2 separate regions of the Homo sapiens genome follow, and region 2 is linked to region 1. Evidence: chromatin loops called from intact Hi-C (ENCODE). Cell type or tissue: heart left ventricle. All regions are shown on one strand. Each heading gives the region's core, and the rest is flanking DNA. Links, peaks and the distances in the headings are about the cores only.

The links. Hi-C counts contacts between places; a loop is a spot of excess contacts. Peaks named below come from ENCODE experiments on the same cell type or tissue, not always from the same donor. Only the 100,000 strongest peaks of a DNase experiment are listed, where the experiment ranks them.
Region 2: a loop joins it to region 1, with 2.5 times the contacts of the local background. A loop is called at or near these places in 7 of 110 quality-filtered maps.

What each region holds. Positions count from the first base shown.
Region 1 is chr10:22,851,425-22,858,954 of GRCh38, forward strand. LOC105376451 (a long non-coding RNA gene) reads left to right here and starts at 2,676. Exons shown (of 3, transcript XR_930749.3): 1 at 2,676-2,794. In heart left ventricle, for the core only: a CTCF peak has its summit at 3,753 (motif pointing left); no DNase peak of the experiment used is centred there; H3K27ac peaks cover 1,369 bases.
Region 2 is chr10:22,601,780-22,609,309 of GRCh38, forward strand. PIP4K2A (phosphatidylinositol-5-phosphate 4-kinase type 2 alpha) reads right to left here. Exons shown (of 10, transcript NM_005028.5): 3 at 6,148-6,244. Among named protein-coding and RNA genes, the nearest start is that of PIP4K2A, 110 kb to the right of the region's middle. RefSeq lists an enhancer at 3,314-3,463. In heart left ventricle, for the core only: no CTCF peak of the experiment used is centred there; no DNase peak of the experiment used is centred there.

The DNA.
Region 1 (7,530 bases), core at 2,228-6,227:
GAAAACTGACATTTCCAAATAGAGGGAACAACACGAGACAGGTCCTGTGGCATGAAGAAGCATGACCTAAACGGCCACCAAGGGCATCTATCTCAGGAAATAGCAGGATAAAGAATTTTCTCTTTATTCTTAGAGCAATGGAAGCTGTTGAATAGTTTTAGCAGAAGAGCTGCGTTCTCAGAATTATGTTTCTAAAAGATCACTCTGGCTTCTGAGTGGAGGAGAAGGGTAAAGTATGGTTACAGGATGAGTAGTGTGGTGGTCTAAGCTGTGGCAGGAAGAAGCAACTGACATTATACAGGCTGGGACTGATGGTTGCCTGGGTTAGTGTGGAGATGGATTTGAGAGGTATTTAGGAGGTAAAATGAGCAGGACAAGGTGTTAGAATCAATAGTGGGTGAGAGAGACAGGGAGGTTATGGATGATGCCTAGATACCTGGCTTGTAGAACAGGAAAGATGGTAGTATCTTGTGCTGAAATAAGAGAGGTAGAAGAAGAGCATGGATTGGAAGGTGGGAAGATGCGTGATTTAGGTAGGAACTTTTGCTGTGCCTTTGTGATGTCTGCATGGAGATGACAGGTTGACAGGTGGACAGATGGGTCGGAGGCGCCGATGGAATGTCTGGTCTAGAGATATGCATTTGTGAGTCATCTGTGCAAGTTTGTCATTGCTAAGAATGCCTAAGAAAAGCACGTGGAGTGAGGAAAAGTTCTGGCATAACATGGTGGATATTTAATGGCCAGGTTTGTACAAAGGAAATGGGGTAGCCAGAGAGATGAGGGCAAGACAAAAAAGTCCTGCACCACCAGAGCCTGGCAAAGAGTGTTCTGAACAATCCCAGAGTCCTTCTGTTACAGCTTCAATGTTCTTTGTGTTGTAGATGGCAAAGTTTCTGCTGAGTTTGAGGAAGAAGGGGCAGATGCGTGTGTTTGTGTGTGCATGTGGTGTGAGAGTGGCTGTCACCAAAGGAGGGGAGAAGCTCTGTAGAAGTTTTGATGGAAAGTAGGAGAGTGAGTTAATCAAAATATGTAGTAAGAGGGTCCATCTGAGATTCATTTTTTTTTTTTTTTTTGAGACAGGGTCTCACTCTGTTGCCCAGGCTGGAGTGCAGTAGTGCAATCTGGGCTCACTGCAACTAATGCCTCCCAAGTTCAAGCGATTCTCCTGCCTCAGCCTCCTGAGTAGCTGGGATTACAGGCATGCTGCACCAGCATGCCCATCTAATTTTTGTATTTTTAATAGAGACAGGGTTTCACCATGTTGGCCAGGCTGGTCTCAAACTCCTGACCTCAAGTGATCAGCCCACCTCAGCCTCTCAAAGTTCTGGGATTACAGGCATAAGCCACCGCACTCGGCCCTGAGATTCATTTTTATGCATTTACAATAAAGCCAGTCTGCTCCATTGCGTGCCTTTCTTCAGAAGAGTTCAGCTGCTGGGGGTTGGAATGCAAATAGCTGGATTCATTAGGGGTGAGAGTTTGCCAGAAGAGGGAAACAAACAAAAAAAGCTCAAAGGGCAAGGGAATATAGAGTATTGGCAAAAGGGCTATCAACTTGCTGAACCCTTGGCATCTGCCAGATGAGGAGGATGTGCAGACGGGACAAGGTCAAGGCACTGAGAGACTGAGGATGGAGCTGCAAGCCTGAAATCCTGATGGGGCTGAGGAATGGCCTCAGTGGAAGGAGCTGAGTCAGCCAGGGCAAGGGGAAGTAGTGATGCTCAGAGGACATTTGCTTCAGTGACTCTGCAAGTGGGGGACTGGGGAGTGACAGGAAGACCCAATGTGTGTGCACTAGGATGGATGATTTGAGTGGAGTGGAAGAGCTATTGCAGATGAGAACTTGAGGAATCAGAGGCCATTTGGTACAGCGGAACGCCATGTGTTTGTTGAATTTATTGGGCAGGATGGTGGGACTTTGAGTCCACATGCTAAGACTTTGACAAATGGCTGGGAAGGGAGTGACCAGGAATTGGCTAGAAGAAAATAACAGGAAGGAGTGGTTGAGCTGAAAACCACGAAGTCCAAAAAAGCAAGAATTTTTGCAAGAGGGAACAATAGTAGTGGATGCAAGTGGAACAAGGAGCAAAGACGATGGCAGCCCACCTCCATAATAGGGTGCATGTGAGAGAGAAAGGCATTCCCGGGCAATTGGAAGGAGTGTCTTCTGAGAAGAGACAGCTTTCGGCTGACGCAAGATGCATGAAGGAAGCTCAGGAAGAGCAGAGGAGGTGGGAGAGTTTCTCTGATGGCAGAGGGGAAGGGGTTGGGAGGCAACTCGGTGCCTAGAAGTGCAGCATTCTTGTTACAAACACAGACAGGAGAATATGGTAGTCCCCTCTTATCCTCATGAGATGTGTTCCAAGACCCCCATTGGATGCCTGAAACCATGGATGGTACCAGATCCTATAGATATTGTTTTTTCCTATACCTACATACCTATGATACAGTTTAATTGATAAAGTAGGCACAGTAAGAGATTAATAACAGTAACTCATAATAAGATAGAATGATTCTAAAAATATACTGCAGTAAAAGTTGTGGGAATGTGGTCTCTCTCTCCAAATATTTTACTGTTCTGTGCTCACCCTTCTTGTGATGATGTGGGATACCACAATGCCTTTGTGATGAGATGCAGTGAGGTAAATGATACAGACATTGTGACGTAGGGTTGGGCTACTATTGACTTTCTGACGATTAGGAGGACCATCTGCTTCAGGTGAACCTGGATCATCGAACCATAATTGATGGCAGTGACTGAATGTCAGGAGCAGATGCTATTGATGACTAATGGGTGGGTAGTACAATGTGGATCCACTGGACAAAGGGATGATTCATGTCCCAGGTGGGATGGGGCGGGACAATTCAAGATTTTATCACCCTTCTCAGAATGCTACCCAGTTTAAAACTTATAATTTGTTTCTTTCTGGAATTTTCTGTTTAATATTTTTGGACTGTGGTTGACCTCGGGTAACTGAAACCACAAAAAGTAAAGCTGTAGATAAGGGAGGACACTATAACAAACTGTAGACCAGGAAGAAGAAAGATGCCTGAAAAATAATAATGGAATGAAGAAAAATAAATCGTTAGGCAGTAATCCCTACCAATATAAAGTCAAATCAGACCAAGAAGATCAGGCCCTCCAGGAGGCCTCTGACCCCTAAGCAAATGGCTTTCAATTTAGAGCAGAGTTTGTTCAAACTGGGGTTTGAACTCTATTTTTAGACAATTCTCTTAACATGTAACCCCAAATATTTATATTATAGCTAAAAAGATTGTACCCTGGTGAAAAAAATAGCTGAATTTAAATACACATATATACATACATACACACATATTTACACACATACACAATCTTGCCAATTAAAGATGCCAATTTAATCAACTCTTGGCTTTCTCTTCATAATGAACAATCTCGAGCCCTTACTTTTTTGCAGAAGTCCCATTTTCTAATCCTGGTTGACTTTAGGGATAGAATGTTCTCCAAGTTCTCCATGCCCCTTAATTCTAGAACTCAGGAATGGACACCCTGCTCCTAGAAAAGTTTGACTAGTACCATGTATAATGGGAGGGTGATCTCATGGTTCCTCTGGGGACTTGGTTTTACATCCTGGCACTGTTCAGTCTTTAAAAAGCTGCTGTTATGACTGACTCCAGCTTATCTATTTTCATTGCTGGCTCGTTTTAAGACATCCTTCCCTGTAGCCAGTCACATCTTATCTTCTATTTGTATACTTCACTTCCCTCTCCTGGAGGGACTCCTACCCTGCATTTATCTTCAGCAAACTTTAAAAAGCATCCTGACCACTGTTCTAATTTAGTAGGGTTATTTTAAACTTTGCTCTTCACCAGCGGGCTGAGGCTGGTCTTCCCACTCCTCCATTGAAGCAGTGACTAATGTGCTCTGAGTTTCCTTCATGCCAACGCTGTGTTTGGGGATGTCTGTTTGCAAACATTTCAGCCTGAATTTTTCTCTGCTACTCCTGCGGCCTCCCTGTGCTGGGAGCACTTCTGTGGAGGTCAGGCCTTGGTCAGTGTCGATCCTTGTTCCTTTTGGCCTTTATCAGTTAAGAGAATCAGCTGGGTGCAGTGGCTCACACCTATAATCCCAGCACTTTGGGAGGCCAAGGTGGCTGATTCACTTCAGGTCAGGAGTTCAAGACCAGCCTGGCCAACATAGTGAACCCTCGTCCGTACTAAAAATACAAAAATTAGCTGGGCATGGTGGTGTGTGCCTATAGTCCCAACTACTTGGGAGGCTGAGGCAGGAAAATTGCTTGAACCCAGGAGGCAGAGGTTGCAGTGAGCTGAGATCATGCCACTGCACTCCAGCCTGGGCAACAGAGGAAAAAAAAAAAGAGAATAAATTCCCTAATATTTCAAACCTTAGGTCAAACGTCTGTAGATGTTAATGTTGAGGAGGACTATTTCTAAATTAACACACAGACAACAAGAACTTAATCTTTTAGATCCAAAATCAGCACCCGTACTATTATTATTTTTTTGGTTCTTTTATATATTATATATCCCAGAGACTATGTCTGTTTTGTACTGCAAGAGCCGGTGAAATGTCTATCCTTTTTTTTTTTTTTAAATAGACAGGACCTTGTTCTGTTGCCCAGGTTGGAGTGCAGTGGAATGATCACAGGTCACTGCTGCCTTGAACTCCTTGGCCCAGGTGATCCTCCCGCCTCAGCCTCCCAAACAGCTGGGACTGCAGGCATGTGCTGCCATGTCCAGCAAATTTTTAAATTTGGTGTCAAGACAGGGTCTCGCTATGTTGCCCAGGCTGGTCTTGAACTTGTGGCCTCCAGCAATTCTCCTGCCCCAGCCTTTGGAGTAGCTGGTACTACAGGAGCACCATTGCACCTGCCTGGTCGTAATTTTTAACTCAACCATTCCAGAGGGTAAGAGTATCATTAAATAGTGAAAGAAAGAATGAACGCAAAGTCAGAAAATGCAGGAAAGGATGCACAGAGGCAGCTACAAATCCTCCCTCAAGCCAGGACTAATCCCTTCCTGTCCAAGTTCCAATGGCTGATGCTTCATCTTTCTTCCTTTCCTCTGGTCTACATGATTTCTCTGTAAATGTTGTTACAAGCATTTGCATCTAAATCTTGTTTTCTCTATGAAACTACAAACCTGCAGAGGGAAGTTCCTGATGGTTGCTAATCTATCTCTATTTCACTCACAGTATTTTACCTAATGTCTTAAAACAGTCAGTGCTCAATAAAGATTGGTCACAGCGGCTCATGTGTGCCATCTCATCTCAATGCTTTGGGAGGCCAGGCAGGAGAATCGCCTGGGCCCAGGAGAGCCAGACCAGCTTGGGCAAGAGAGTAGGACATTGTTTTTTGAAGGAAAAAAAAAAAAAAAAAATGAGCCAAGCTTGGTACACACCTGTAGTCCCCACTGTGTGGGAGTCTGAGGTGGGAGGATCACTTGAGCCTAGGAGGAGGAGGCTGCAGTGAGCTATGATTGTGCCACTGAACTCCAGCCTGAGTAACAGAGTGAGACCTTGTCTCAAAAAAAAAAAAAAAAGAAAAGAAAAAATTTGGCTGGGTGCAGTGGCTCATGCCTGCAATGCCAGCACTTTGGGAAGGTGGGGTGGGCATATCATTTGAGGTCAGCAGTTTGAGGCCAGTCTGGCCAACATGGTGAAAACCCCCCTCTACTAAAAATACAGAAACTAGCTGGGCGTGGGGGCATACACTTGTAATCCTAGCTACTGGAGAGGCTGAGACAGAAGACTCGCTTGAAACCAGGAGGTGGAGGTTGCAGTGAGCTGAGATTGCACCACTGCACTCCAGCCTGGGCGACAGAGCCAGGCTCCATCTGAAAAAAAAAAAAAAAAAAAAAAAAAAGTTGACTGAGTGAACAATGAAAGAACACATGCAATTTAAGAAAGTTTAGTCCCAAGTTGATTTACTGTTTTGGCAAAGTAATTTAATTTTAATCGAATTCTCTTCTAATTCAAAACTTTAATTGATTTAAATAATAATAAGATGAAAAATAACCAATTTGAAATCTAGAGACACAGACTGGCAAATTGGATAAAGAGTCAAGACCCATCAGTGCGCTGTATTCAGGAATCCCATCTCACGTGCAGAGACACACATAGGCTCAAAATAAAGGGATGGAGGAAGATCTACCAAGCAAATGGAAAACAAAAAAAGGCAGGGGTTGCAATCCTAGTCTCTGATAAAACAGACTTTAAACCAACAAAGATCAAAAGAGGCAAAGAAGGCCATTACATAATGGTAAAGGGATCAATTCAACAAGAAGAGCTAACTATCCTAAATATATATGCACCCAATACAGGAGCACCCAGATTCATAAAGCAAGTCCTGAGTGACCTACAAAGAGACTTAGACTCCCACACAATAATAATGGTAGACTTTAACACCCCACTGTCAACATTAGACAGATCAACGAGACAGAAAGTTAACAAGGATATCCAGGAATTGAACTCAGCTCTGCACCAAGCGGACCTAATAGACATCTACAGAACTCTCCACCCCAAATCAACAGAATATACATTCTTTTCAGCACCACACCACACCTATTCCAAAATTGACCACATAGTTGGAAGTAAAGCACTCCTCAGCAAATGTAAAAGAACACAAATTATAACAAACTGTCTCTCAGACCACAGTGCAATCAAACTAGAACTCAGGACTAAGAAACTCACTCAAAACCACTCAACTACATGGAAACTGAACAACCTGCTCCTGAATGACTACTGGGTACATAACGAAATGAAGGCAGAAATAAAGATGTTCTTTGAAACCAATGAGAACAAAGACAAAACATACCAGAATCTCTGGGACACATTCAAAGCAGTGTGTAGAGGGAAATTTATAGCACTAAATGCCCACAAGAGAAAGCAGGAAAGATCAAAAATTGACACCCTAACGTCACAATTAAAAGAACTAGAGAAGCAAGAGCAAACACATTCAAAAGCTAGCAGAAGGCAAGAAATAACTAAGATCAGAGCAGAACTGAAGGAAATAAAGACACAAGAAACCCTACAAAAAATTAATGAATCCAGGAGCTGGTTTTTTGAAAAGATCAGCAAAATTGATAGACCGCTAGCAAGACTAATAAAGAAGAAAAGAGAGAAGAATCAAATAGATGCAATAAAAAATGATAAAGGGGATATCACCACCGATCCCACAGAAATACAAACTACCATCAGAGAATACTACAAACACCTCTACGCAAATAAACTAGAAAATCTAGAAGAAATGGATAAATTCCTCGACACATAGACTCTCCCAAGACTAAACCAGGAAGAAGTTGAATCTCTGAATAGACCAATAACAGGATCTGAAATTGAGGCAATAATTAATAGCCTGCCAACCAAAAAAAATCCAGGACCAGATGGATTCACAGCCGAATTCTACCAGAGGTATAAGGAGGAGCTGGTACCATTCCTTCTGAAACTATTCCAATCAATAGAAAAAGAGGGAATCCTCCCTAACTCATTTTATGAGGCCAGCATCATCCTGATACCAAAGCCTGGCAGCG
Region 2 (7,530 bases), core at 1,381-5,380, 250 kb before region 1:
TATCCTACCACTACGGTAAGTCAACAGGTCAAAAACTCAACTCCATCTTCCTTTCTATCCACCTGTAGCCCCAAACATCCCTCCCTCTGTGACCCGCATCCCTGCTCTCTTAGCTTTCAGGTCCCAGTGCCTCTGTGGCTCTTGTCCTTTGCCACTGGCCACTGAACCTGTGGGTTTACTTCTCTCAATGTCTTTTCAAGCTGCTCCGTGCTTTACATGGTGGGTGACGGAGGCTTGGCTCACTGGGATTTCATGGCCTCCTGATTTCCTTATCTCCCTTCTATGCATTCTATAAATTACAATGCAGTTATCTTTAGAAAATACAGACCTCGGGTGGGTGCAGTGGCTCACATCTGTAATCCCAGTACTTTGGGAGGCTAAGGTGGGTGGATCGCTTGAGCCCAGGAGTTCGAGACCAGCCTGGGCAACATGGCAAAACCCTGTGTCTTCAAAAATTACAAAACTTAGCTGGGCATAGTGGCACATACCTGTAGTCCCAGGTACTCAGGGGGCTGAAGTGGCAGGATCGATTGAGCCCAGGAGTTGGGAGGCTGCAGTGAGCCAAGATTGTGCCACTGTACTCCAGCCTGGGCAACAGAGTGAAACTCTGTCTATAAAAAAAAAAAAAGAAAAGAAAAGAAAAGAAAGAAAGAAAAAGAAAAAAGAAAAGAAAAGAAAATACAGATGTCATGACATTGCCATTCCCCTGAGCAAAACCCACAGGGCTGCTCGCTGGCAGCAGAATCGGCCCAGTGTCCCTGGTGTCTTTGTGTTTCTTGCTATTTTAACATCTTTATCTCCCACTATTCTGCCACCATCCAAATACCTTCACATTTCATGGGCTCTCCTGCCTTCCGCTTGGGCCCAGAGAGTTCACTTCTCTTCAAAGTCCCCATTAGCCCTCACTCTCTTTCACAAGTATTTCTTATTTACTTATTTATTTTTCATGTTTTTAGAGATGGTGTCTCACTGTGTTGCCCAGGCTGGTCTCGAACTCCTGGGCTCAAGAGATCCTCCTGCACTGGCCACCTGAGTAGCTGGGATTACAGGTGTGGCCACTGTCCTGACTGCAAATATTTCTTAAGTGCCTGCTGAGCCCAGCATTGTGCTCAACGGGTGACAGGCAGCCAGCAAACACAAACACTGCTCCTGCCCTCAGGCAGTTTAAAGTCAAAAGTGAGAAATCTACAAGTGAAAGTTTCAGAGGATAGACTTGATATTCTAGAGATAAAGGCAGAATTCCTGCTGCCCCACTTCAAGTTTAGTATACACTGAAGGTCTTAACACTTTAGAATTTTATTTCTAAACTTGAAATAAGAATATCAAAAGTTTAAAATGTTAGCTCTTAAAATTAATTATTTTAAAATTAGAATTCTCTGTTACAAACACAAAGAAGAAAGGGCATCAGATGTCAATAATGAGGGATTCTAATTCAGGAGTCACAGTAGGGGAAAAGCAAACCTGGTATTATCCTCCACAGTGAACAAGAGGCCTCACTTTCAAATGTGTGGTCTATTTAGGTTTAACAGCATCAGCTCCCTCCTGCATAACTTTTTGGTTTCTGGGAGGCAACCCTCTCTGGCAGCTACTAAATGTAACTGAAGCCTCCGTTTGACTTCCCAGGGCTGTTTAATGTTCTTCATGAAAATCTGCACCCCTCTTTCCAGTCTCTCTGGGTATAAACATAAGAGACGATCAAATGAGTATAAGAGACTGGAAAGAGGGGTGCAGATTTTCATGAAGAACATTACAAATCAAGATGCTGGGTTTCTGTAAATCTCGTTAGCATCTAATACAGAATCTGGTATGCAATAGTTTTTAAAGAAAGTGATGCTTCACCCTTTCTTCTCTCTGCATTCCCTAAAACGGCTAGCACAGAGCCTGACATGTGGTAGGTACAAACAAATACTTTGACTGGATAATTATGCATGAAATCCCAGACCTCAGGGTGATCAGGGCTTAAGGGGGCAGTGGTAATGGTAGACACAGGACTGCGGCTATAGTCACAGAACAGGCCTCCCAGGCAGCATTCATCCTGAAACACACCTTTAAAGTATGACGATGGATATCATGCTGGCCAAACAATGATCAGAACCTTGATGACACACTGATTCAACCCTGAGCATATTACAAACCTATCATGCAATTTAAAAATGCCCTAATGAATTGGAAAAAGTTCTGAATCTAGAAGCACTGGTTACACACATGCGCGAGCACACACGCGCGCACGCACACACACACACACACACACACACACAGAGGTTTACATATGTATGTTACATGGTACTGTGGTACTGTTATTAACAATGGATATTCTAGAATTGTTCTTTGAATTTGTCTTTAACAACAAGGAAAAGTCATTTTTAAAAGATATTCCAGAAATCAAAACCAGAGGAAAGATACAAATGTTTACTGAGAAAGCAGGAATGTTTTCATTTTTCATTTCATTATCCTTTTCATTTATCTTAAAAACTTTTTAAGAAGTTTAAATTCACCAGTAGGGGTCAACTGCATAGGTTACTACTTAACCATGCTCTGCTTTAATCAGAGTGGTCTCCACAGACCAATACCTACTTTTTTCAGGTGTAGCAAAAAGGTGGTCACACAAACAAGACAAGTCGGGACCATTTACCCACTTGGCTGAATGGAAAGGTCTGAATACGAGATAAACCAGACGATGGAGCCCCTAACCACCACATTGATTTAGAGCCGCTTGTCCAAAATGCAAGCAGTTTGGAAAAATAAACACAGCAGGCAATGCCTGTTCCCCTTCAGCTATCCAGTGTCCTCCAAAACACTATGAGAGCCTAGGTCACTGATCCTACTTTCCAAGTCAGTTGGGAAAGAGTATTCAAAAAGCAGCTCACATTGATAAGCTCAGAAAGAGAGTTGGTTTTTTTCCGATATACGCAGTCTTCAGCAGCCAGTACCCAGGAGTGACAGAGGCGGCCGGTGGGAGACTCTACTCAGCAAAGGCACATTGGCAAGCTCCAGGAGAGGAAAACAAGGTTGCTTTTAGTCATTTGGCGCCACATGTGCCAAATGATACCTGTTACTTGAACTGGGCATGAGGATTGAACTGTCTGGGCAGTAACAATGTGCCAGGCAGCTGAAGCCCCAGGTCCTGGCCCCTGCCCGCCTGCCGCCTGAATCCCTGCAGTATACAGGGGCCTGCGAGGTGACCCTGGAGCCAGAGCTGTCACAACGACCCTCCTTTCTTCCAAACCAAGTAGCCAAAAGACTGGGATACAGCCCCAGATTTACGATCCTGTTTTCAGCTGGAACTCAGGGTCCCTGACCCTACTGAAGAATTTTAAGAGGTACAGACACTGGGAAAGAAATATACGACTGAGGAGGGAAGAAGAGTATACCTCTGCAGTACTGAAGTGACTCTGAATACACACTTTTTCTTTCTTTTTTTTCTTTTTTTAATAGAAATACAGTTGCCAAAGAGAAAGCAGCAGGCAGAGCTAAGGAAAGGAGGAGTGTTCGAATGATTAATCACACTCACACCACTCTCCCCAACAGGGAGCTCTCATGTGAAGAGTTTAACGGACTTGCCAATTAGTTACTTGTGAATCATCCTCCACTTGCCTAATTTTCTTTCAAAGTTTGTACTCAGCAATTTGTACTGACTTCAATATCAACTTACGTAGTTTTCTTTGTAGGGCGAAAAAAAGGGAAGGAAAACCAGTTCATGTCTTTGCATTTCAGCAACTAAATTGGTCATTTGAGGAAATTTTAAAAACTACTTTTCTCTGCTGCAGTGCAGAACTCAGACCATAATGGGTTCATTTTGGATCTCATTTGACAGAATTGATTATGACAAGAAATAGAAAGACTTCATTTCAATAATGAATTGAGGAATCTAACAAGATAAGATAGATGCATGGGCCCTCAAAAGTCAGTTTCTGTGAAATGCCAGTGGAATTGTTTTATTAAAACAAAACCCAGCCAAACAAAAAAAGGACGTGGAGAGAAGGAGGAACACACTGGTGTTCAGCTTTTCTTAAGGCAGAGGAGATTTTCTTAAGACACTGAAGCTATCTGCTGTTAATTCCTTTAAAAAAAAAAAAAAAGCACCTAGTTCATTTTCAGGTGGCCTCTTTAAATTTAGTAATGGTTCTAAAGTGATACAGAATTATTAATTTTAACTTCAGAGAAATGCTTTTTACTATTCTAATAATTTTCTGTTAAAGTTAATTATTTTTACAGCAGTAAATTTCAAGTCCATAATTGTGATCTAAGTTCTCTCTTAAAAATTAAGCCCCAAGGCCAGGTGCACTGGCTCATGCTCTGGGAGGACGGCTTGAGGCCAGGAGTTTGAGACCAGCCTGGGTAACATAGTGAGACCCCAATCTCTACCAAAAAAAAAAAAAAAATTAGCTGGGCATGGTGGTGCACACCTGTAGTCCTAGCTACTCTGGACGCTGAGGTCGGAGGATCACTTGAGCCCAGCAGTTTGAGGCTGCAGTGAGCTATGATCACACCACTGTACTCCAGCCTGGGCAACAGAGCAAGACCTTGTATCAAGAAAAAAAAAGAAACGCCCTAACAGGAGTGTTGGCTCCCACGCAGTTTTAATAGCAGATGAGCAACCACATCCTTCCTGTCCCACTAGCCAGCCCTCAGCTCTTCTGTGTACACAGAGCCTCAGCTCAGGGTCTGGACCTCCATGTAAACCACAACCCCAGGCCATCATGAGACAATGTCACCGGCAGCCTGGTCAGCGCTGCTTTCTCCAAACATGGCAGCCTCTCTCATGCCTGAGTAAACATATGAAAAATTCCTGGAAATTTTTGGCAATGGTACAGAGAGGGCAGTGGGAGCACAGATCTTTAGGAAAGTGTGCTAACTATCTCAGTTTGCCTGAGGGACCCTATTCTTCAGAGGAAAATACAGGGTAAGCTGTATCAGTACTCAATCTGTAGTCACCCAGGGTGGCAATATGTCACTTAATGCAGGATAAATTCAGATCTTAAATTGAGGGCAGATTAGGACTAGATTTGAAGGGACTTAAGTCAGTATATGCTGAGCATCCTTTATTTGAAATGCCTGCAGCCAGTCGTATTTCAGATTTTTTCAGATTTCAGAATATTTGCAAAGATAATGAGATATCTTGGGGATGGGACCCAAGTCTAAACACGAAATTTATCTATTTCATATACACCTTATACACATAGCCTAAAGGTAATTTTATACAATATTTTAAATAATTGTGTACATGAAACAAAGGCTGTGTTGAGCACTTAACTGTGGAATTTTCCACTTGTGGCATCACGTTGATGATCAGAAAATATTCGATTTGGAAGCATTTTGGATTTCAGATTTTCTGATTGGGATACTCAACCTGTCCCTTGGATTTCCACTTTTAAAAAAAATCCTTAGCATTTACGAATCTGGCTCGCTATATGAAACTTGGGTAACCAATGTCAAATCCTTTCTCAGAAAAAAATGATCATGGCTCAACAGTTATTTAAAGAGTTAAAACAGATGTTTAAAAGTTAGAATGAAGGACCAGGCCAGTGTGGGGAGGAGAGCAGCAGTGCACATTTTTACGTGGTGGGAATCAAGATGAAGAGGAAGATGTACCACAGGACACGCCCAGGATGTTGGGTTCCTGGTGCTGACCACAGTGCTATGGTCACTCCACAGTCCAGCACTGCAGTGCACAAAGGGTGCCCTTTGACAAAAATGCTGCAGCAAGAGTCTGACCAACTTGAAAAGCAGCAAATCAGCAAGATAAAGATTCCTGAGAGTCCTAAGTAGCCTCTACGAAGATACAAAACATGCACACTCACACAGGCTACTGACATGTCTGACAGCAGAAATTAACAGGCAGCTCTGCTAGCCTGTTAATTTCCACCTGGAAATGAGAGTATTATATAAAACCCTCACATGCTCAGTCTCCTTCCAAAGAAAAGTAATATATTTTCCTACTGACTTTTATACCGGTATCATATGTATAGAGGTCCCCAATCAAGAGAACACTTTACTTCAGCATGAACATTAAAAACTTCTTACACAAAATGAAAATTACTATTATATAATACTTTTATTGACAAAAATACAGATCCCAATTGACACAGCAAAAGTCATGGCAAAACCCATTTCCTACTGGAAGCAAATGTTACAAACGCAACTCACCTGGAAATCTTGATCATCAATTCCAAACCTCTCCCGCAGGTTACGGAAGACCATCGGGCAGTATTCCTTAAACTTGAAATGGCTCGGCATGTTTTCTCTGAAACAGTCACAGCGTGGAATAAAGCTCAGAGAGAGTCAATCAGACTTGCATCTGCCACCACTGAGTTCCACAGGTAGCCAAAGAAGGGTTCAGAGTTCACTGCCTACCAAAAGCACAGGTGTGCTTCCTAGAACCAGGTACAACCCGCAGAAAGATCCAGGAGACACAGGGGGCCAGACGGATGTCTGTCTGTCTCCTTTGTCACAGGCACGCTTGGACTATGTGACCTCTTTAAATCCTGGCCACACACTGCAGCCATTCCTCAAAGAACAAGAGGTGGGGAAGGAACGGGCCAGGCAGGGGGAGCAGTGAGGGAAAAGCACAATGGCGGGAGAGTGAGTTAGGAAGAGGCAGCGGAGCAAGGTTCCCTCTCAGCTACTGCTGAGGAAAGGAGGGCCACTCCCTCACCCCCCTAAAAGGCCTGTTTTATATAAATGCCACATTCTAAATTTGCTTAGAGGAAATTCCCTGAAAGTCAGCTTCTAAACACTGTTATGAGAAAAATTAACATCAGCTTCACATAAGGACAATGGCCCCCTGAAGAAATTTCATAATTGGCCTGGCATGGTGGCTTACACCACTCATTTGTAATCCCAGCACTTTGGGAGACTGAGGTGGGAGGATTTCTTGAGGCCAGGAGTTTGAGGCCAGCCTGGGGAACATAGTGAGACCCCTGTCTTTACAAAAAGTTTTTTAAAAAATCAGCTGGGCATGGTAACCTGCACCCGTAGTCCCAGCTATTCAGAAGGCTCAGGAAGGGGGATTGCTTGACCCCAGGAATTTGAGACTGCAGTGAGATATAATTTCACCACTGCACACCAGCCTGAGCAACAGAGCAAGATCCTGTCTCAAAAAAAAATTTCATAATGATCCTCACATGGGAGTGATTTGAGGTTCACCCTAATCATTCAGAATTGTTTCCCTCTTTGTGTTCCCACACAACCAGATAAATTAAATTATACATATGCACACACCCCTCCCTTATCATACTTTGCACACTGAACTATAGCAGTTTGTATATGTGTCAGTTTTTGTACTCTGAGCCCCTTGAGGGCAGGGCCGTGTCTTCTATATCATTGCATCTCTAGCTCTCAATGGACCACCTAACATATAATAGGTGCTTCATAATGACGTCTAAAACAACATTCAAATGAAGGAGGAATGTTATCAATGCCCAACATGGCATCTAATTGTGCCTTATGAAAATGTACCTTGGGTCTTTATTGTTCTAAGATGGAGTCATTGCTGTTCATAAATCATCATTTTCAAAGTTCTGTGTACAA